Regions from separate parts of the Mus musculus genome. Here regions 2 and 3 are each linked to region 1. The links are chromatin loops, found by intact Hi-C in ENCODE. Cell type or tissue: heart. All regions are shown on one strand.

Region 1 (8,000 bases):
AGCAGACTCGACCATGCTGACTCCACTGTCAGCTGCTGCCCCGCTCTGTCCTGCGGCCATGCTCTGAAAGCAGGAACCTGCAGCTTCAAGTTCAAGCTCAGCTTTGAGGGGAGCTGGCCCTTCCACGCAGGAGATCGGGTGTTACTGTCCAACAACACAGACCCCCGCAGTGTCCTCCACCTGAAGAGGACTCAGGCCCACAGCTATGATGGGCCAGCATGCCTGACAGGAGACATAGGACTCCAGTCTCTCTAAGCTAGATGACTTCTTGACATGCCTGTCTCGTGTGTAACATGAGAAAAGGGAGGGCTGAGGAATAATGCTCAACAGACAGATACCTGCATACAACAGACAGATACCTGCATACAACAGACAAACAAATACCTGCATACAATAGATACCTGCATACAACAGACAGATTCCTGCATACAACAGACAAACAAATACCTGCATACAATAGATACCTGCATACAACAGACATACCTGCATATAACAGACAGATACCTGCATACAACAGACAGACAGATACCTGCATACAACAGACAGATACCTGCATACAACAGACAGATACCTACATGGGAAAAATCTAAAAAATAATTCAAATGAAGCCACTACAGGGAGCACTACTGTGACCTTAGAACAAGCTGATAAAACCGTCCTCTTCCTTCTGTTGTTGAGTTATATGTTCATAATTAACAGAAACCAGCTACTGTTTCACACACATGCACACACACACACAGAAGCACACACACACATGCACACACTATACACAAACACAGGCACACACACATATGCACACACCACAAACACACACAGGCACACACACAGGCACACCACACACACACACACACACACACACACACACACACACACGGGTGCACGGGCACACTTGCACGTACACACACACATGCACTTGCACATGGAGCTCTAGGGCTCCCACACTGCCCTACTGAGTGCACAGGCTTCCGTACCTTCCAGAACTTGTCATTACAATGGATCAGGTGGTGGTCAGCCCATGGCCTGCACATCTATCTAATGGGAACAGAGAACTCACCAAATATCAATTTTGAGTCCGTTGGAAACTAAGAACTGAATGGTGTCCACATGGCCACACAGGTGGAGGGCCGTGTTCCCCTGGTAATCTGTGGCCAGTGGATCAGCTCCAAACTTATGCAGCAGCTGGCAGATGTCCACATTCCCTCGGGCCGCGGCGAGGTGAAGGCCCGTTCTGCCTCTGCTGTCTCGGATATTTGGATCAAAGCCACTTTCCAAAAGCCTCTTGGAATAGGTGAAGTCCCCATCGATGCAAGCTTGGAGCAAGGGCACGTTAGTCTGTGAAGAATCATTCACAAAAACGTAGGACATCGTCTGTGGTGGACGGCCACTCCTGCAGTGGAAGGAGGCGAGGGACAGCTGGTGAGGCCTGTGGCAGGCAGGCAGGCAGAGGAACTCTATCACCATTCTTATCTCACGCTTGGAATACATTTCCTTACCAAACAAACAACAATCACAAAAGTATCTACTGTGTCTTATTTTCCGCTAAAAGAATTCCTTTTCTTCATATCTGCAGGATCAAAGTGGCAATTAAATTACTGTAAAACTCTTCATTTTTATCACAATAAAGGGCTGAAATATTTTTAAAGCTAAAATACAATTAGATTTTAAGTCATGACCTTAAAAGGGAACTCGTGTGAACTTTGAGCTGTAGAACGAGCCATCGCTACGTGTGCACATTACAGCTGGCACTCTTACTGCGTGGAAATTCTTCTTCAGACTCTTCCTTCTTACGAGAGATGCTCTATAGAGCTAACAAAAGTACCCGTGGGGAAAGCCCACGAGCCAACGCAATCTACCCTGCAGAACACTCTATCTGAGGTGCAGGACTTAAGACTTCGTTTTAAAAGTTAAAGGAACCAACACACTGATTTTTAAATGTCATTAAATCAACAGACTTCTACAGAATTAACCTCTTCTGCTGTCTTATGGTCACCTCAGTACTCGGTTTTTCGAAACTCCCAGTGTCTAAGAACTGAGATGAGGAAGACAGACACAGGCCAAGGCAGCAGCTGTGCCCAGGGTACAATTCACAGCACCAAAGCCCCCACTCCACCTGGGTTCTGTGATCTGAATTCCCTGGAGGCTAGGCACATAGTAGGCAGCTCTAGTACCAAGTCCCATTAGTGTTCCAGAGAGCTCGCACTGAAAAGCTAGCCCTGTGCTGCCTTAGCCACGGTGTGCTGCCTTAGCCACAGCCCACCCTGCTTCACCAGCTCTCTCCTGCCCTTCACTTCAGCTGAGAAGAAAGTCAAGTCTCTCAAAAGGAACTCTGAAGAGAGACAGCAACGCAGAGACCGGGTGTTTACAGAGAAGGCTCTTTAAAAACAATTCATTTATTTTTCTATCATGTGTATGTCTGTGCACACCATGTGTGCATGCCACTGTACATGTGAGAGGGCCAGAGAACAGCTTGTGGAAATTGGTTCTCTCCTTCTACCATGTGGGTCCCAGGCATCAAACTCAGGCCATCCAACTGGGCTGCAAGCAGCTTTATCTTCTGCGCCATCTTGCCAGCCCCTGTGGAGAAGGCTCTAATTCACAGGCTCAGCTTGCACAGTTTCTCAGGTGAAATCTGCCTGGAACACTAATGGAACTGGGTACTAGGCCAACTGACTGTATCTAAGCCCCTTCCCGAGGGTCCGGGAGTGCAGAGCCCAGAGGCACCGAGCCTGGCAGGTTCTCAGCCTCTCTATTCGGCTCTGCAGCCCAGGCTGCCTGGCTCCAGAGCACTGTGTCTACCTCCTCTTGGCTCTGAGGCAGGCATCAGCCCGTACACACTGAGGACCTGTTCCTTCTGTCCCTCCAGTGCTGGGCCCAATGGAGCAGGCATATACTTGGGGTTTTTACTGAATGTTATGTAACCCTAACAACTTCAAGCTAAGTTTCACTCTCCATGAATTTCTGGAAGAGTCCCTTTAGACTTCAGGCCAAGGAGATGGGTGGTCTTCCTGGTCTTTCAGACAGAGACCTGGCAGAAATGTGCAGGGTTATACAGAAAAGACTAGAGACAAGCAATCAAGGAATGTCACCTATAACAAGGTGCAGTGTGATAAAGAGCGCACTGTTCCGTGACACACACGGCCAGGGGGCCTGTGCACATTCCCCAGAACACCTGAGGTGAAGCAGCCACTGGCCAGGCCACCCAAGTGACGGCCAGGCACTCAACTCGGGAGTGAGAAGGAGAGTACAGGGGCGTGACTGTGACATGGAGCTGTGACTACTGACAAAGTGCAGGCAGGAAAGAGTCCTCCATGTGTCATCTTCAGGGAGAAGCCGGGCTCTGGAAGTCACCCTCAGCCTCTGGATTCTCAATGCATATTGGCCACAGAGTAAGTGGAAGCTAACCTCTAACTTTAGCTGATTGATTTTTGCAGGGTCATGAAATTGGAGCCCAGGGCTTTGCAAAAGCAAGGTCAACCACTGAGCTACCCTAGCTCCACAAATAACTCTTAGAAAGAAAATGCTGTTCATAAGTGGGGGAAAGGTTCGCAAAGACCCGGAGCATATAGCTCTGCCAGACAAACGGTCTGGCTCTTGTCTCTGCAGCAGCCCCTGCACTTGCCAGGCCTTGTTCTTAAATCGCTTGTCACCCACCCTCAGACTTCCCTTGGGCCCATTTGGTGCAGCAGTGTACCCGGCTCAATTCCTATGAAGAACTGTTGAAGCAGGGTGCTGGGCAGCAGCCTGGGTCACAGAAGCGCAGCATCAATCACTAAACATTCACTGTGCCTGAAATCCGTCATTTGAGCTGGTTGTACTTAAAGTCCAAATCCAAGAGAAGCAGGAGGGAGAGATCTGAAGTCTGACCCATGCGAGGAGCAACTCTTAGGACTGTAGAGCCAGTTTTCTTGTTGCTGGGAGCTGACAAAGTTTGGCCACCCAATCCAGATGTGTGTGGTGCTGCGCTGCCTGGGAGTGAAACCAGTTTGGATCCTTCTCAGCTGTGTGACTTAGTCCTCAGGCTGCAGTTATTACAGTCCCAGGCACTACAGTACCCTGCTGTGCGGGAAGCAAACTTGAAAGGCATGTCCATCCCTGGGTAACAGAGTAGCTTCTAGCAATGGGGTGACATCTAGTGGGGAGAAAAACCTTCCAAGAACTGGCAGAGTAAAAACACAACATCTGGAGTAGCCTACAATGGGGGCAGCCAAGCCCCAGAAAGCACACTGGCTGTCACGGAGGCCCTGGTTTGTAAGGGCAGTGTGCATGAGGCCTGCCCACAGACAGGCACACAGGCAGACTTGTGGGCACTGCCATAGAAGTATGCGGTCAGGTGTGAGGGGTGGTGCAGTCTCAGAACTCTTGCCCTGCGTGCAGCACTGATGCCATCACTCACCCTACCCTAGCTGTCCTTCAGGCCTCAGCTGTGACCGAAACCTAAACAACAAGCAAGGAGGTTTGGGTAGAAGCTTGAGAGCTGCCGACTTGATGGTAAGTTCTATGGAACATGATTTTCCATTTACATCCCAAATTCTAGATTCACAGTCTTGGATCAAAGTACACAAGTTCTAGGATCAAATTCTTCATGGCCGGAAACTAATGGGAAGTGACGTGCTTTCGTCTGGGCTGTGCTGGAAGCCTTACATTTCTTTCCCTATCCAGAATCAAGAATCAAGTTCATACAGTATGGATTTGATTTTCATTTTGAAAGTCACTGGGAAAGCATGAATAAGTGCGACAATCCTGGTTCAAATGCACTGGTGACATCACACCTATGGAGGAGCAATTAGAAGCAGGTATTAAAGCTAAGATGCCGGAGCAAAATGTATACAAAACTGGCATGTTGGGGAAGGGGGCCATGAGATCTCAGTGCACAAGGCAGGGAGGGCTGTGGGGAGGACTTTGGGGAGGGCCGAGGGGAGGGCTGCGGGGAGGACTGTGAGATCTCAGTGCATACGCTGCCTAACATCACAGAAAGCAGCAGAGGGAAGTAGTGTGTGGGAGAGGGAGCCCAACCTGGAGTCTCCGTGCTCTTGGTTGTTCTTATCCCTGTAAAGGAGTCCAGTGGCTTCCAGTTAGAAAGCAACCACCCATGCCCGTGCGCACTCCTAGATCTCCCAGGGAGCGGCGACTGCTCATAACCCAAGTGGACACACACCACAGACCTCAGGCCAGGGGATAGACACACGTGTTCACATTCCAAATGGACTCCCTCATCCCAAGAACAATCCAGCTCTGCAGGGTCACTGCTCCACAGGAAGCAGCCGGCACAGCGTTCTGAAAGCAATCCTGTCGTCACTGAATACAAGTAAGGTTTTGTGGAACAACAATAACAAAGTCTTTGACAATGTCCTCTAGTGGACAGGACGTGACTGAATTCCTGGCCTTGCTGTGCCTAAGCATTTCTCACTGTCTGAGATAACAAGAAACTAAAATCACTAAGACAGGGGCGTCTGCTGTATTCTGGCAATATTTAGATTATTTATTGCTTTATTGACTAGAGTTTAGTCACAACTCAACTTTTTTAGAAAAGATAATAGATTTAAATCAATCTAAATAAATCTCCATAAAAGTAATCATTGCTAGTTTAGATAGGTTAATACTTTTGTTTTCTAGATTCTTTGCTATGTAAGTCTGCAGTGTCTGAAACTCTCACTACATGGGGTCCTTTTCAGTTTATGATCTATACTGAACTGCCTGGACATTAAAGGCCTGGGAGGTGGAGCCTTCTATGTTCTGCCCCTCGCTGATAGACAACGGCTGATTTAACAGCATTTCTCATATCCAACAGTGACACCTTGTGAGGCATCAGCGTGGTTTAGTTTTAGAGACAGCCTTGCCTTGTACGTGAAAATAGAATTATGCAGTGGCTGGCAGGTGCTGCATCCTTCAGGCAAAGCCTCTATCTGAACAACACGGGGAGCGACTTCTTCCTTCACACAGCCGCGAAGACGGTCTAGTAGACATCTCTGGGCTGTCTGACTGCCATGAGGCTACACACATCATAGTATTACACCAAGTGACCTTTATAGACCCTTAAAACCCAGCCACTCTTACAAAGTTGGTATGCTACCCCGGAGGCCTCGGTTGGACCTAACACATAACTGCAAGCGGCCAGCTTTCCTTCCCAACAGCTGTTAAAACAGCATTGTTGCTAAATGACCCTGAATTGGGAGAAGGCCCTGGCACACAGCTGTTGGATGTCTAAAGCTGAAACCTCTCTGATGGCCGGGAAGTATCTCATCGTTACAGGGAGCTCTGGCTCGCTCCTCTCTTGGCGATGATGTGTAGGGGTCATCTTTTGAGACCTAGTGAGGTAGGATGAGTTCAAGGACCAGGATGTAATAAGAAAATGAGGAGTTTTCTCCTTCTCACAATGCCAAGCCCAGATAATGGGCTAAGACTACGTAAGGGATCCCAGGCAGGCATCAGGTTGTAGCTGAATCATTCTGTCACGTAGGAAACTGTGGTGGGGTGGAAAGCGGGGAATGCCTGTAACTGAGGCAGAGCAGATCCAGCAAGTCCTGGAGTTCCTCCAACAGAATACTTTCAAGTAGAAGAGGAACAAATCAAAGCAAGTCTCCATTCCACTAAGCCAGCCTGCGCACAGCCTCTCCCAGCAAGGTGTCACACAGGCAGGCGGGTGCAGTCTCTCAGAGCTCTGGGGAGTCTTTCAGAGACACGGACTGAGTCTGGCAGGTCCCACGTCAGCACCCAGGAATTATGGATATGTGGTGGGGGTAGCGCTGTGCATGTGTAGAGAGGTCAGAGGCGCAGGCTCCCCTGGAAGTGGAGTTTCAGGAGGCTTTGAGTCACCGCACATAAGTGGGTCCGCTGGAAGAGCACACTACTCTCTTAGCCACGGAGCCGTCTCTGCAGCCTCCACTCCGGCTATCTGTACAGACTGTTCAGAAGCTCAAAGGTCAGTGTGGCAGCACAGGGAGAACGAGCTCCCTGAACGCAGAGCACTCCCTACACAGCCACACTCAGACCCGCCAGCCTCAACTGTGAATAATATCTCCTGCCTGGGCGGATCATCCAGTGGAGACTCAGACCCCAGGAGTTAAAGCTCCTTGCTATTTTACATACATGCCTGAGTTCTCTTCCAGTTCTTATTCACTATCTCTTAAAACCACATTTTGTCATTCACACTATGACTAATACTAAGGAGACTGGCGATAATGGTAAATGTTCTCACTTTTCAAAATGTTCCGTATGACCTGTCACTAGAGACGTGACAAACTAACTCTTAACAATTCTTTCTTTAAAGTTTGAATAGCTGCTACTCTGAGCGCTGTTCTGGCACTCAAGAGGACCACACTGTTCAGAAAGGTCACGGTGACATGAGAATTGTTCTTGAAGAGGCTTTTAGAAGACGATGACCTCACGGGCTCCAGATGCTATAACAAGTTTCTTACTGTTGAGCTCATGGGACAAATTATACCCCAGAAGGCACAGGTTTTGGATTCTGGAAAGTGAAATGAATCAGAAATGTTTTGTATCTTAAGCTACAGAGGCATAAGAAGAAACAGCGACAAATTAAAGCCATGCTTCAGGTTCAAGACAGCTTGAAAATATGACTTTGGCCTTCAGCCTGTCTCTCCAGCAATACTCATCCTTTCTTCTACCTGGACTGAGCTGATCTTGGTTTGTAGCTATGGTTTATCAGGTGATTATAGGTGTTACCACCACTTCAGAAACAGATACACCCGGGAGGCCTCACCACCCTCATAGCTGCCACTCCTGGTTGTAATGCACAGGGATATCTGACCATCTAAAGGCCCCCCCCTCACTTTATGGATATTTCTTCTATATCCTTCAGTCTCTGCCTGAGCCCCCTCTAGGGACCAAACAGGGAGAAATCTCTGGCACACCTGCTGCCAAGGCTCCAGCCAGCTTCAAGGCCGCTGCTGGCACCGTCCCTGCTGGTCTTACTCAGAACACCCTCTGATCCCCGGTTACTGACTTCCTACTCCAATACCACAGGCTTCTGCTCTAATTCT
Region 2 (8,000 bases), 110 kb before region 1:
GTCTGCCTTTATATGTTACTTGACCTTTTTCCCTTACTACTTTTAATAATTTTGTTTTGTTTTGTGAATTTGGTGTTTTGATTATTATGTGGTGGGTGGAATTTCTTTTCTGGTTCAGTCTGTTTGGAGTTCTGTAGGCTTCTTGTATGTTCATGGGCATATCTCTCTTTAGGTTAGGGAAGTTTTCTTCTACAATTTTGTTGAATTGTAAAGATATTTACTGGCCCTTTAAGTTGGGAATATCCACTCTCTTCTATACCTCTTATCCTTAGGTTTGGTCTTCTCATTGTGTCCTGGATTTCCTGGATGTTTTGGGTTAGGAGCTTTTTGCTTTTTGCATTTTCTTTGACTGTTGTGTCAATGTTTTCTATGGTATCTTCTTCCCCTGATATTCTCTCTTCTATCTCTTGTATTCTGTTGGTGATGCTTGCATACCAGCCTCAGGGCTACATGAGATTCTGTCTCTGAAAAACAAAACCAGTGAAACTTATATGATCAAAATGCATTGTATTAAATTCCCAAATAATTAATAAAATGTATTCTGACTTTAACACAAATGACATATATGTGTCGGGGGGGGGGGCGCAAAAAAAATCCCTAAATAGCTGCATACTTCAGAGGTCTGCAGACTAGGGGCTATTAAGGTTTACTTTCTTGCTTTATGTCTATGTACGAAGTGTTTGAAGTGCCTGCCACTGCCTTAGTTAAGAAATGGTTAACACCTGCTGTATCTGATCTGGTTTTGTTGTTGTTGTTTGTCTTTTGTTGTTGTTTTTCCTTCTTTTTTCTTAGACCTCAGACATTTCCTTGAGCGAGTACCAGGAGATCAAAAGGTCTACCCCAAATTGATTCCGTTAGCATAATTTGAGTTAGCTAAGAGGATCTGCAGATCTGACACATGAAGGACTCCAAAGAATATGAGCTTCCAGCTTCCTTGATCAAGCTTGTTTTCTCAGCCAGTTAAATAATTAAAAGGCAGGAAAGATCTCAAGCGTGACAAGTAGCAGCAGGGAAAATCTCAGATACAGGGAATCATCCAGTGTAGAGGTGAAGAAAGGTTTCTTCTATTCAGGTGAAGAAATACACACACACACAGACACACACACAGACACACACACACTCACACACACACTCGCACACACACACACACACACACACACACACACACACAGATGTGCGCGCGCACACAGACGCACACACCAAGAACAAGATCCTTTGCAAAGCCAGACAGTCTGAAATCTGATTTCTCTTCAAGAGCTGGTGGGTCTTAAGGTCTGACTAACTTAGGGTTGGTCAGTTTGAACAAAGACAGGGAGGCTGATAGGGCCACAAATTTGAGATAAACATGTCCTGAACTAGCTTTGAACTTGTTGGACAGGTCCACTGCTGAAGGAGGGGATTTCCCACTGACTGAGAAACCTTCCAAGCCAGCAAGGCCTTTGTTTCCAGCTGCCAGGCCTTTGCATCAAGTCAGGAGGTGGAGGAAGAAGGTTTGGCATCTTTATTACTGAGCTGTGGCCCCTCCTCCTAGCAGGGAGTCTCTCTAACTTTCAGTTCCTCACAGATACATGAGAAAACATTGCAGGATGCAGGCCCAGGTTCCCAATCTGAGGACCCCTCTTACCTGTAATCTGTCTGCTATCTCCCCAGAAGCCCCACATTTCTATCTAACGAGCTCCAACTGCCCACACTCCTTCTGTATCTTATGTAACAGGGCATCAAACCCTAGTAAGACTCCAGACCTTAGCACAACTGACTCAGCATGTAGACAGCAGTACCTGTCAAAACTAAAACACAGGCCTAATGCATTGAAGTCCATAGTTCTGGGAAAGTCTCTAAATAGCCTATCCTTGCTTTTGACTTCTGTAGTTCTACTTCTGGTTAACTGTTCTTGTTCATTGAAGTATGTCAACCCAGATATTGGTTTTGTGCCTAAAAGCTTACCCTGAGAAAGGTTCAGTGCTACACTGGGATCCTGAACACCTGGTGTAATCGATGGCTGGCTAATAAAGATTTCCTATTGGCTTAAACCCATGTCTGAGCAATCTTCGGTGGTGGATACCCCACAGCATCTCATACATGCTATTTACCACCCACCCCATTTCTGCATGTTAATTAAGTTGTATGTAACCCTCTCTTATTTCTCTGCCTAAGTCAGTTCATTTCCTGGATTAACACAATCAAACCTTCAGAGGAAATATGAAATGTCTCTGCCTCCAGTGTGGCAGCAACTGTATTGGGCTTATAATAAGCATATAAAGGCCTTAGGACACACTCTGCTGATAACCAACCTTGGAACTGGTTTCACTTTGTGAGTTATTAGCTGCTTAAAGAAAATGTTCATATCACAAGTTGGAACAGGATCCATTCCATATACAACCTCCAAACCCAGACACTATTGCATATGCCAGAAAGATTTTGCTGACAGGACCCTGACATAGCTCTCTCTTGTGAGGCTATGCCAGTACCTGGCAAATACAGAGGTGGATGCTCACAGTCATCTATTGGATGGAACACAGGTTCCCTAATGAAGGAGCTAGAGAAACTACCCAAGGAGCTAAAGGGGTCAGCAACCCTATAGGAGGAACAACAGTATGAACTAACCAGTAACCCCCTCCCCCCCAAGAGCTCGTGTCTCTAGCTGCATATGTAGCAGAGGATGGCCTAGTCGGCCATCAATGGGAGGAGAGGCCCTTGATATTGCTAAGATCACATGCCCCAGTACAGGGGAATGCCAGGGCCAGGAAGCAGAAGTGGGTGGGTTGGGGAGCAGGGCTGGGGGAGGGTATAGGGGGCTTTGGGGATAGCATTTGAAATGTAAATGAAGAAAATATCTAATTAAAAAAAAGAAAAAAAAGAAAATGTTCATTGTCCAGGCATGGTGGTGCACACCTTTAATACCAGCTCTCTGGAGGTAGAGGTGGGTGGATCTCTATGAGTTAATGCTTGAGTTGAAGATCAGTCTATTCTACTATATAGCACAGTGGTTCTCAGCTTGTGGGGTGTAATCTCCTCCAGGCGGGGTCAAATGACCCTTTTATAAAGGTTGCCTATGACTGTTGGAAAACACAGATGTTTGCATTACAATTCACAATAGTAGTAAAATTATAGTTATGAAGTAGCAATGAAATAATTTTGTGGCTGTGGGTCACAACAACATGAAGAACTGTATTTAAAGGGTTACATCATTAGGAAGGTTGAGAACACTGCTATAGTGAGTTCCAGGACAGCCAGCACTACATAGTGGGACCCTGTCAGAAAAGAAGAGAAGGAGGGGGGAAAGGAAGTGGGGGGGAGGAAGGGAGGGATGGAGGGAGGGAGGGAAAATATGCTACTTTACTAACAGCAGGTTTTGTTGGATTATGAAGTGTCAGTGAGTAGGGAAATCAAATTCAGGATCTTATGAAAGCCCTGAGTCATTTTCTCCCAGATGCGAATTTGCTACATCTTGGCTCACATAAATGAAGGCTCCCTTCCTCAAGGTCTCCAGGAAACAGAGGGCAGACAGGAGGAGCAGGGACTGGTGCCAGACAAAGTGCGCTCTGGCGCAATTGGAGAGCATAGATAGGCTAGGGGCTACTGCAGAAGGCTCTCTCCTTCCCCTTCACTCCAGGAAACCCTCTGCTGGTCAGGGGCTGCTCTCTTTTCAGTGATGGAGCCAGCAGTCTTCACAGTCCTGTCAGCACAGACATTCTGGGGATATTTGCAGGATCAAAAACAAAAACAAAATTAAAAGAAAAAAAAAAAAACCTTGAGAGGTTTTGTCTTCAACTACACTTTGTCACAGTCTTGCTTTGTTCCTCCCATCTGGCCTTGGGGGAAGTAGGTTAGCCCATCTAGGCAAGTTTAACAGCAGGTTCTGGGGATAAAGCCCCACAGTCACTATGGGCTAGTCCCAGGATGCTAAGGAGAGGCCTGGTCCCTGCCCCAGCATGCCTCAATCCCCAGAGCTTCTTCAGAGAGGGACCATGCACCGCTCTCTTTAATGTAGGCAGAGGCAGTGTGAAAGCACAGGCACAGGAGCCCGAGGCCTTGGCACCCCGGTGTTCTACCTGGCTGGAGGAAGGAAGGAGAAGCCCACCAAACTTAAAAGGGCTCTGGGGATTAAGGAAGACTCACTGCTAAACCTCCCTGGAGGCAGGAAGGGCTGCTTCTGGGTTACTCCCTGACCAAGGTCCTAGGAGAAAGTGCCTGTGAGGCTGGCTGTGTTCTGCCCCGCCTCCCAGTCTTCTCTCCCACACCCTCTCTTTCTCTCTTCCCACCACCTACAAGGGCAGCTTGGAGCCGCCCAGCCACACAGCGCACGCAACAGAATCTCCAGAAGTTGACATGGTTGGAATGCGTCTGGGGTCTCAGTAGCACTGTAGCTGAACCACACACGCTGTATTCTAAATTGAAGTAATTCGAACGCTCATGGAGACCCTGAAGAGCACAGGGGGTGACAGTGACCTGATAGTTCAGAACCTCCTGGAGGACAGGAAGAGAAGTTGGCTCCTGTGGCTATTTGGGTTGGTAAAGTTGACCTCGGCGGGCGGCGTATCTTGCTCTAGGAAAGGATTCTGGATTCTCCGGATGGAGTACTATCAAATTGCTACCAAATTGCTCTTACTGGCTTTCTGTATCCACCGCCTAGGCAGGCAGTAACTGTGTTCCTGTGAGTGTTCCTTCTCCCCTCCAGGGGCTGAGCCCAGGGTTGGGGCTCCTGGAAAAGAGCATTCATGAGACACAAAAGCATAGAATGTAATCTCGAATTCACGGGGTGGCTTTCCCTTCCCTCTCGCCATGCCCAGCTGCTTTTCTGAGTCCTGGCAGCCTTTTCTCTGCAGCAGCCTCCCTGGAGCCACTCCCCTTCCCCGGTGAGGCTGCTTTGCATTCCACAGGCACTCTAGACCGAAGGGCTGTTTGTCTAAATGGCGTAAGTTGCTATTTCTTTACTGCACTTCTGATAAGAAACTGCCTTGAACGTGGAGGACTTCCGGTCTTCAGTCTTGCTCATTTCCCAGATATTGCTCTTTTCTTTCTTTCCTTTTTTAAAAACAGCTCTAGAACTCTCGATCGCAGCCATGCCTGAGTGGGCGCGCAGCAGAGTTTAGGCGGTTTGGGGTGCTAATTAATTCAGGTGCAGAAGAGCAGCCCAGTCAGGCGAAGCTGGCACCTGGCCCATGTGTGAGTGGTGACTCACCTGCTGGAAGACAATCTGGGGACCGTATAGCTTGAATAGCAACAAATACTTGGCTTGATTCATGCGTGGATGTTTACGGATTATCTAGAAGGAAAGCTGGAGCCGGGATGATTCCTAAATAGGGTAAGACAGGTTGACAAAGTCATAAAAGCTACCCAGTAGGAATAAAGTCCGCCCACTCATCAGCTCTGTTGCTAAGATTCTGTGTTGATTCCTGACTCAGAGGATGGAGCAGCGTGCAGCCAATTGTTCTGGAAGAACTCTGACTTTGTGGGACTCAGAGTGCCTTCCTAGGTGGTCTCTGGAGGGGTCAAATAACTTCAAGCAGGGTGCTGCTGGTTCCCATTTGGGGACTACCTCTGAAGCCAAGGCTGAACTCCCCCTCTCCTGACTCCTCCTCCTCTTCTCTCCCTCCCATTCCCCCTCCTCCCCCATACTGTCTTGCCCCTCCCCTCTTCCTTCTCCTGCCTCCCTCTCTTCTCTCCTTTCCTCCCAACTCTCTTTTCCTGTCTTCCCCTCCTCTCACCACCTTTTCTTCCTCATTGATCCCTCTCCTCTCTCTCCCTCCTTCCTCTCCTTTCTCCCTCCCCTCTCCTCTTTTCCCTCTGCATCTTCAGACCTTCAAAGATGCTAATCTTCAGATTAAGAGGATACCAAAGATGTTTTGGTATCAGATAATCTGATTTTTTTTTCAAATATTCATTATAGATGTCCTACCAAATTGGCTTCCAGGCTGTTACAATGGCTCAATGCAAAGATTTGGCACTAAGCCTAACTAACAACCCGAGTCTCATCCTTGGAACTGTTTAAAAAAGATTTTGTTTTGGAGTGGAGTGGTTGCTCATGCCACACCTTTGATCCCAGCACCCAGAAGGCAGAGGCAGGTGAGTTTGAGGCCAGGTTGGTCTACATAGTGAGTTCCAAGACAGCAAGGGCTCTGTTGAGAGACCATGTCTCAATGAACAAACAAGAAAATATGAAAAAAAATCTATTTGCTCAAATGTGTTCTAAATGTAACTCAGTTAACAGTGGTAGAAGGCCATGTTAAAAATAGGCAGAATCTGTCATCCCTTTTACCGTGAACCAGGTTTCAGCATAACTGAAAGCCAGGTGGATTGAGGCATGTTCTTCTATAGATCAACATTCAGAGTCGGGTGAATTTTAGTGGAAACTTCAGAATCAGAAAATAATCGTGTTGCAGGAAATAATCGTGTTACAGTTTTTATTGGGAGGGGACTAGTGGTTATCAACAGGTAATAGTTTGCAGTGGTGAGATCAGCCAGTCAGCTTCAGACATTTTAACAGTGTTAACAATGCACCCCCCACAGAGATGGTTAAAACCCACACAAGGAAACAGACCCATGAGTGGAGTATGCCAAGAAACAGTTGAGCCGGAACCACAGCCAAGCCAAATAATCTCTGATCTCGAAAGAAGATGAGGATACGGGAGGCACAGTTAAAGGCCTTGCAGGAAAGGCAGGTGAAAGCTGGGTTTGGGCAACCAAGAGAAACTGTGCTGCTTCCCCAGGTCACTGCTGAGGAGACGCAGAGAGGTCAGCTCCAGGGTAGAACAGACTCAGAGACCTCGGAGGATACCTAAGAGCCAAACACAGTGAATGAACTGGGCAGATCCTAATTTGAACAGATAGCAGAAAAGTTAATTTTGATAACTGAGAAAATTTATCAAATGTCAATGATTTTTTTTTGTAATTTCAATGAATGAGATAATGGAATTATTGTTACATAAAAGTATTTGCTTTGGAGATTTAGCTGAAATTCATGATGATACAATTCTGGAATATCTTTAATATGCATTCAAGCAAAAGCATAAAACAAACGTAAGGAAAAGAAACTAGTCGATTGGTGTTAATGCTAGGCACTGGCTCAAGGTTTTCTGTTTGTTTCCTATTCTTGAGTCAGATTGGACATTTTTATAATAAAAAAAATCAAAATAAAAATGTAACACCTGAATCTTTTCTTATTCATTGTAGTGTCTATCCATACTTTGAACTCCTATTACCTCCTCCAACCTCAGAATGTCACTATGTTCAGGGACAGAACCTTTTAAGAGGTCATTGTGGCATAACAAGTCACATGGTTGGGCCATAACACAATAGAATTGGTGAAGAAGAGATCAGGATCTGTGGAGTTAGTGTTTTGTCATTGTGACAAGATGGAGTCATCTTGGAAGACTGTGCCTCAGTTAGGGAATGGCTTTCATCAGATTGACCTGTAGATGAGTCTACCTAGCATCTTATTGATTGGTGCTTGATGTGGGAGGGGCTAGTCCACCGTGGGTGGTGTCATTCCTAGACAGGTAGTCCTGGAGCATATAGAAACCAAACTGAGCAAACCATGGAGAGCAAGCCAGTAAGCAGCACTCTTCCATGGCCTCTGTGTCAGTTCCTGGCCCTGGGTTCCTGCCTTTGGTTCCTGCTCTGGCTTCCCTCAGTGGTAGAATATTAAATGGGCTTTGTTGTTGTTGTTTTTAAGACAGGATTTCTCTGTGTGGCCCTGGCTATCCTGGAAGTCATTCTGTAGACCAGGGTAGCCTTGAACTCAGAGATCTGCCTGTCTTTGCCTCCTGAGTGCTGGGAATAAAAGTATGCGCACCACCTAGCTGTGGACTATTAAGTGTAAGCTAAAATAAACCCTTTCTTCTTTGAGTTTATTTGTATCAAGGTCCTTTTCATAGCAATATAAACCCTAACTAAGACAGACTTAGACTAAACATGTGATGAAACAGAAGACAGACATCTACAGGCTAAGCAGAGAGGCTTCAGACAAAATCAACATCTCGGGCTGTCTTAGGGTTTCT
Region 3 (8,000 bases), 310 kb before region 1:
GTGGACTTATTAAGAATGAGAGCTGAGAGAGTGGAGACTCCACAGGAGGTACACCCAGATTAATTATTTTAATAGGATTTATTTTTCCCAAAACTTGGGCGGCGGGGCCCGGTGAATTCAAGGCCAGCTTGGTCTATGTTTAGTATTCCAGACCAGCTAGAGCTACTTAGTGAGACCCAGTCTCAAAGAACCAAATGGGGGCTAGAGAAACGGATCAGCAGATAACAGCATTGCCTGGTTTATCCAAGGGCCCATTTCTAGAACCATGATTGCTCACAGTCACAGGTGGTTGGATAGACAGACCCCTGACCCTAGGGACCCAAATGGTACAATATATGCATGCAGGCAAAAGCACTCATGCATAAAATAAACCTAAGTAAAGAAATTTAAACCCTAATAAGTACATTTTCAATTTATTCATTTATTTAGGGTATCACTGACCATCCTAAAACTCTGGCCTCAAACTCAGAGATCTGCCTACCTCTTCCTACCCCCAACCTCCAAATACCAGGATTAAAGGCATGTACTGCCAATGTGTTTCTTCCCTTTTTTTTTTTTTTTTTTTTTTTTTTTTGTAAACATGATTAGCATTTTCATGTACCATTCATTATGGGCTCTCAGTAAGTCTTTTTTACTTCTCAGGAAATCTTTGTTTTTACTAGTAGTCATTGTTTGTTGTTGGTTATGAACAATCTAAAGTATAGAAGAAGTTAATAACTTAATGAAAAATAGTGAGGCCTACAAACTGTTTCATGTTAACCAACACAAACTCTTAAAAGTCAGCCTGCTCTACAAAGTGAGTTCCAGGACAGCCAGGGCTATACAGAGAAACCCTGTCTTGAAAAACCAAAAGGAAAAAAAAAGTCATCAATTGCTTCAGTGAGTTTTTTAAAAATATTTTTGCTTATTTATTCTTTATATTATTATATGTTACATTAGTAATTTATGTTATTTATCTTGTATCCAAAAAAGTGAGCTACTGAAAATGGAAGTAGTGCACTTTATTTTTTTAGATAATCTCTGGTGGTCATAGTGAACTTCATTCTTTTGTTCATTTTCTATCCAATTGCAAGCGTGGTGCAGGGGGTGACTTGGAAGCCTTAGTCTTATACAATTTTAAGTACTGTTTAAAATCCTTAACTCAATTCAACAGTGGTGGTTTTTGATGCTCGATGAAATGTGGGAGTTCAGAAGTATCTTCATTCATACATTTGCCTCATTGATGTTTCTCTTTAATGTATAGCATTTGGCTTAGTTTACTTAATGAAAACAACTGTATGCCTATGATTTCATTTAGAAATACAATTGTATTTTAATACTTTGTATAAAGGAAATTTTGGTTCAATATATGGCTTAATTTATTGCTTTTGTAATCCGTCACACAGTGAAGATTAAAAGTGTTTCCTCAAACCATTTCTATTCAATGTCTTGTTAGAAAGCCATCAAGCCAGATGACTTGCTTCAGGCCCTGGGATCCACGTAGTGGAAGAGGAATGGACTCCTGAAATGGGTCTGTCCTCTGACCTAGACTTGGGCATGTGCATGTAGAACACCCACAGAGAAGAAGAACTAAAATAGAACATTGAAAAAGGTCTGAAGAAGTAAGTCCCTTGGAAACGACTGCACTTTGTCAACAACTCTAAACTATCCAGAGTACTTGCTAGCTGTAGAACTGTAAAAAGTCAGGCCAGGCAGTGGTGACGCACGCCTTTAATCCCAGCACTTGGGAGGCAGAGGCAGGCGGATTTCTGAGTTCCAGGCCAGCCTGGTCTACAAAGTGAGTTCCAGGACAGTCAGGGCTATACAGAGAAACCCTATCTCGAAAAACCAAAAAAACAAAAACAAAAAAAAAAACCCCAAAACAACAACAAAAAAGAACTGTAAATAGTCAAAAGTAATGGATAAAAATCAGAAGCGAATAGACTAAGACAGCTGGTCAGAGGACTGGCTCAGCAGTTGAGAGCACTTGCTGTACTTTCAAAGGTCCCTGGTTCTGTTTGAATATCCATGTTGGGTCTGTCCTAACAGACTGGAACTCCAGTTCCAGGGCATCTGACACTGCCTTCTGGGTGTGTGCATACAGTCCACACAGACTTTGGTAGAATAAGTTTCCTCACTTACGTAGGTGCACACATCCCTCAGACCACATAGTTCTGGGCATTGGGTGTAGTGAAACCTGTCTGAAATCCCACTGCTTGGGAGGTAGAGGCCGGAGGATATAGAAGGGGTTCAAGGTTGTCTCTGGCTACGTAGCTACGTAGAGGCTAAGAGTGACTACTAGAACAGCCAGCGCTCCTCCAAGGTGCTCCCCTCTGTTGCTTTACTCTGTGTCTTACTAAGTTTTCTGGACTCTGCAAATCCTCCTTCCTCCTGGGTAATTAGGAGTGCAGGCCTACACTACCAGGCACAGCTTGAAATACTTTGCTGTTGAAGAGCTCTGTAAGAATAAACTTTGTTGGCTCTTGTGAGTTAGCCGTGTAACTCTTACTAAGCCTTTTTTTTTTTTTTTTTTTTTTTTGGTTTTTCGAGACAGGGTTTCTCTGTGTAGCCCTGGCTGTCCTGGAACTCACTTTGTAGACCAGGCTGGCCTCAAACTCAGAAATCCGCCTGCCTCTGCCTCCCGAGTGCTGGGATTACAGGCTTAAGCCTTTCTTTACATATCTCTTTGTTGGTCTCTTTATGACTACAGATATTTTTTTTGCTTGCCCACAGTCTTCAGATTATTTTGACCTTTTTCAATTCAGCACAGATTGTATAGCCAGAAGAAAACATGAAGTGTGGAAAGAAAATTACAAGCCCATGCATGGCATGACAGCCTTTCTCCAGATTGTTACAGTTTTTCCTCTGCAGGAAATCAGTGCTTCGGAAGTTCAGGTGTTTGCTTGAGACTCGCTTTGCTGTCTGGATGCTGTTCACATAAGTGAGACAGCTTAAGGATTATCCGAAAGATTGAGTCTTCATCTATAAATATGCAGTTTAGCATTCTCCAACATGAAACCCTAAGTAAGTATATAAATGTAATGGGTTGAGCATTGGAATTGATACCAGCCACAGTGGCCCCTTCCTGCAGACTTTTCTAAAAAGGAGAATTTATTGGATTCCTGTTATGAACTGGGCACCAAATCTGAAATGTATTTAAAATGGAAGTTTCTCCACAAAACGACCTCTACTGTTTTATTCATCTGAATTGCTTCTGTCAATCATGTTTGTATCTCCAGCACTCTAAGGGGTACCTTGCTCTTCACCATCCTCTCAGGAAATGTGGCTGTAGGAAAAGAGGAAAATGTGCCTTTCATTTATTCTTGTTCAAAGGATGGTAGATAAGTAAACCTAGTGTGCAACAGAGTCTGACGTTTCAATTAAGTATTTCAGTTACGTAGGACTAGACACCACTTCCCTTAGGAGTACAGCGGTCTATTAACAGCGTTTTAAGTGGTGTATGTGGTACACACCTTTAATCCGAGTACTCGGGAGGGAGAGGCAGGCGTATCTACAGAGGGAGTTCCAGGATAGTCAAGGCTACACGCAGAAATCCTGTCACGAAAAATCAAAACAAAGCAAAAAGAAACACCTTCTAACTTACTGTAAAACAGACTAAATCCCAAGGGGGCGGGGGTCTGCCCTCTGTGAGGGCAGAAATTGGCTGCGGCCTGTGAAGCCAATCAGCGGGCAGCAGGGGTAGCCAATTGCGGGTCAGAGGGCTTAGTCTCCGCCCAGCCGCATTGGGCACCGGCTCGGGTCTCGGGTCGGCATCCTCCGCTGGCTACAGAGACCCAGGTGAGCACCCTCGGGGCGTGGAGAAGCGGCCGCACACGCACACTGTCGACGAACGTCCTTTCTAGTCTGGGAAGGCGATTGGATCTTTCCACCGCTGTGGTTCACACGGGGGTGGAGTTGCCGCACTGTGGTTTCCTGGGGACAGCCATCTGCTTCAGCCCCCAGCCCAAGCCGGAGGAAGGACTCCCTGCGCCAAAGCTTGCAGGTTGGCCCAAGAGCTAGTTCCCAGGCTCGTCCTAGACACTTTACCTGGGTCTGGCGGTGCCTGGAAACCGTTGCCATGGCTGGGGCGTGCCACTTCCGTTTCTGGCTGCAGAGGGCGCCGGCTGCCTGAGTAGGAGAAGCTGAGTTTTCACGTTACTGGGGTTACCAGGAAACGCTATGGTAGTTTGCACAGGAGATATTACTACTACACTGATTAGGAAATACAGGAAATGAATGTGAGCAGGGTGATGGCAAATAAATCAGACCCAGCCATGATCAAGCTTTTAGACAGAAAGACTGAAAAGAAATACGGAAAAATTCTCCCGAGAACAATCTAAATGCCCAGAAAGCTAACATTTCTAATTGCCACAGGTTTAAGGATTTTACACAGGGAAATAAAAAGAAAGAAAGAAACATACTTCAGAAGAACTTAGAAAAGCTTGTGAGTCTTGATGAATGTGCTTTTATTGCGTAGTGTGAACGTAAGTTTGTAATATGTGCTTTTTGTGTGTTTGTTTTTAATTGTCAGATTGACACAAACTGGGGTCATCTGGCAAAAGGGAATTAAAACTGAGGAATTGCCTCTATCAGATTGGAAAGTCTGTGGGGTATTTCTGATTAATGATTGATGGTGGAGGGTCCAGCCTGCCGTGGGTGGTCCTGGGAGTTATAAGAAAGATGGCTGCCTTGGGAAGTGAGCCAGTGAGCAGCACCCCTCTATGGCCTCCGATTCAGCTCCTGCCTCCATGTTCTTGCCCTGAGTTCCAGCCCCACTCCATTCAGTGATGAATTGTAATCTGTGAGATGAGATAAGCCTGCTCCTTCCCAAGTTGCTTTTGGTCATGGTGTTTGTCCCAGCAACAGAAGGAAAACTGGGTTTGGTTTGGTTTTTCTGCCAAATCTATGTTAGTGTGGAGATTTCATGACAGAATACAAAAGTTTTATAAATCTGAAAGCTTTTTAAAAATAGGGTTTTTGTTTTGTTTTGTTTTGTTTTGTTTGTTTATTGAGATGGATCTCACCATGTAACCTTGACTGGCCAAAACTTGATATGAAGACCAAGCTGGGGGGCTGGTGAGATGGCTCAGTGGGTAAAAGTACCCGACTGCTCTTCCAAAGGTCCAGTGTTCAAGTCCCAGCAACCACAAGGTGGCTCACAACCATCCATAACAAGACCTGACGCCCTCTTCTGGTGTGTCTGAAGACAGCTACAGTGTACTTACATATAATAAATGAATAAATCTTTTAAAAAAAAAAAAAAAGAAGACCAAGCTGGTCTAGAACTCAGAAAGATCCGCCTGCTCCCAAACTCTGGAGCTAAAGGCATCTGGCTCCACTTTGTGTCTTTGTTTAATTCTTTAGATTTTTTAAGTTTGGGGAAGGAATTAAGAGTGTTTTAAACAGACTACTATTTTATTATATAAAGATTGTGCCTGCATGTGTGTCTGCATCACACATCCTGTGTCCACAGAAGCCAGAGACAGCCCCAGATGACCTGGAGGAGAAATGACAGGACTGCTGTGGACACTGGCAGTCCACCCCGGGCTCTGCTCTCGGCCACTGAGCCATCTCCTCAGTCCCACACTTAGCAACCGACTGTTACGTGCCAACCTGTTGAGATACACAACTTCATTTCAGGAGGCTTTGTCGCTTGTGCCCACATCTGTGTGGGAGGGCTTAACTTTCTAGCACCCAGTGACAGCTTCACTTCATGTCAGAAGCATGCAGTTCTACTTCATCAAGAAGCCCTCAAACCTGATTTTTATATAACCTGTAGTTTTTGCACCCGAATGTTTTATCGTTCTGTCAGGCCTTGTTTAAGGTGAAGTCTTAGATAATACATGTATGATGAATATTTTGACTTGGTTAATATTGAGAGGAAAGTTCAAAACAGACAACCTTCCTCTTTGAGGAAAAAAAAAATCACTCTGCTTATTTCCCTCTAAGATCACTCAGGACTACCTAGATTGAGCTAAATTATATATACATACATATATACATATACATGTGTGTATATATATTATTACATACATATGATAATGTTATATGATATATATAATTGAGCTAAATTATGTATATTAGATTCACATCTGTTTTTTTACATTATGTTTCAGCCATGACTGCTAAGGCTAAGGACTGTCCATCATTGTGGGGCTTTGGAACAACAAAAACATTTAAAATTCCCATCGAACATTTGGATTTCAAGTATATTGAAAACTGTTCAGATGTGAAACACCTGGAAAAAATTCTTTATGTGCTGAGGTAAGCATTTAAAAAATGATTTCATGCTTTTTATGCCATTGCCTTCAGGGAGACAAATCAACAATGGAAGTGTTGGGGAATTTTCAAATATTGAAGTCAGTACATAGGTCCCTGATTGGTTTGATTCTGTGGTTTTGGACCACATGAGACATGGCTGGTTAGGATCCAAGTGGGTAGTCAGCTGGCCTCCATTGGCTGTCCAAGAAAAGGTAAAGCCATGGAAACATGCTACTGGGGGAGGCGCACTTTTTGGTTCTCTGACAGCTAAGGGTGACTCTCTGCTGCCTGATCCCAGGGAAGATGGTGGAGAGCCTGAAACAGGAAGTTATCCGAGCCTGGTGATGTCAAATCTTGTATGGGTGTCCAGATGTAGTTGTTTTGAGTGCCTCATTCTCAGCCGTTCCACTTCAGGAAGCCTGAGAAGGGAAGCGAGCTTTTAACAATGCAGCTGATTGTCATGAGTTTCAAGAGTCTCTGCCCCATGGAGTACCAACCTGGGATGTCAGTGGGTTTCCTGAGAGATTGGATTTGAAGAAGAGCGTTCGGCTGCAGAAGCACTTGTGGCTCCTGAGCCAACAGCCTTCCCAGGATGCAGTCATGATTCTTGGCTCTTCACTGGTCCTTGCTTTTATTTTCTCTGACCTTCTTCCCTTTAAAAGACTTATGTATGTATGTATGTATGAATGTATGTATGTATGTATGTATGTATCTTGGCACATGTATGCCAGTGCCCAAGGAGGCCTGTGGAGTTCAGAACTTCATCTAGCTTTCTAGGGAAGGGATTCTGTTTCTTGAGTGGTTTACTTTAAGAGTGTTTTGTCTAAGCTGTTTCTCAGCCATTTTCTCCTCATACATTAAAAACCAACAAACAGTCCTGGAGAGATGGCTCAGTGGTTAAGAGCACTGACTACTCTTCCGGAAGTCCTGAGTTCAATTCCCAGCAACCACATGGTGGCTCACAACCATCTGTAATGGGGATCCGATGCTCTCTTCTGGTGTGTCTGAAGACAGCTACAGTGTACTCACATATATACAAATAATTAAATCTAAAAACAAGCAACAGTGACAAGGGCTGGGGATGTTTTACAATGTCTGCCTCGTATTCATGAGACACTGGGTTTGAGTCACATCAGTGGAATTTGGTGGCAAGCATTCGCCGTCCAGCACAAGGAATGTGAGCCCAGAAGGATTAGAAGTTCATGGTCATCCTAAGCCACAGGATGTAGAAATCAGCCTGGGCTGTATGAGACCTTGACTCAAAATGAGACTTTTTTTTTTAACAGAAACTCTTTGACATGGAAGCCTGCATTATCTGTCAGCCTGTCTCTAATACTGAATTTCCAGTATACATTTTGAAATTGCTCTGTGCATAAAATGAACATATATATGTTAGGAAAGAGAATATTACTTATTGAAATTAAATATGTATTATTTTATGCATATGGGTATTGAGCCTGTATGTACGTCTATGTGCATCCAGTAGCCACAGAGGCCAGAAGGTGTTGGTTGGAGGGAGTCAGATAGCCTGGAACTAACTGCACTGACAGAAGTGAGCTGCCACGTGGGAATGAAGTCAGGTCCTTTGGAAGAGCAGCCAAGCTGGCTCCCTGGCCCATAATTCAACCTTTAATGTGTGTAACTCACCTTGGTTTCTTTGGAGTCCTCAGCCCTGTGTATGCTGTAGATTTGCTGATGGGAATGGCCAGTGATGGCCGAGCCAGCCTCCCAGCTCCCGCCTTGCACAGCCCTTGAGATCA

Evidence for each region. Peaks named below come from ENCODE experiments on the same cell type or tissue, not always from the same donor. Only the 100,000 strongest peaks of a DNase experiment are listed, where the experiment ranks them.
Region 2: a loop joins it to region 1, with 2.1 times the contacts of the local background. A loop is called at or near these places in 11 of 42 quality-filtered maps.
Region 3: a loop joins it to region 1, with 4 times the contacts of the local background. A loop is called at or near these places in 23 of 42 quality-filtered maps.

Annotation. Positions count from the first base shown.
Region 1 is chr15:36,484,741-36,492,740 of GRCm38, forward strand. Ankrd46 (ankyrin repeat domain 46) reads right to left here. Exons shown (of 5, transcript NM_175134.4): 3 at 1,055-1,387. The coding sequence starts at 1,365. Among named protein-coding and RNA genes, the nearest start is that of Ankrd46, 8.0 kb to the right of the region's middle. In heart, CTCF peaks have their summits at 4,131 (motif pointing left) and 5,353 (motif pointing left); DNase peaks (open chromatin) are centred at 1,211, 4,171, 5,221, 6,191 and 1 weaker place; H3K27ac peaks cover 1,673 bases.
Region 2 is chr15:36,370,161-36,378,160 of GRCm38, forward strand. Gm34150 (a long non-coding RNA gene) reads left to right here and starts at 4,192. Exons shown (of 4, transcript XR_383935.4): 1 at 4,192-4,508; 2 at 5,041-5,305; 3 at 5,891-6,066; 4 at 6,511-6,970. In heart, no CTCF peak of the experiment used is centred here; DNase peaks (open chromatin) are centred at 1,441, 3,521 and 4,771; H3K4me3 peaks cover 1,822 bases; H3K27ac peaks cover 2,088 bases.
Region 3 is chr15:36,175,601-36,183,600 of GRCm38, forward strand. Polr2k (polymerase (RNA) II (DNA directed) polypeptide K) reads left to right here. Exons shown (of 4, transcript NM_023127.3): 4 at 1,154-1,412. The coding sequence ends at 1,176. Spag1 (sperm associated antigen 1) reads left to right here and starts at 1,154. Exons shown (of 20, transcript NM_001359982.1): 1 at 1,154-1,601; 2 at 2,851-3,003; 3 at 6,096-6,243. The coding sequence starts at 2,970. In heart, a CTCF peak has its summit at 4,086 (motif pointing right); a DNase peak (open chromatin) is centred at 4,061; H3K4me3 peaks cover 840 bases; H3K27ac peaks cover 749 bases.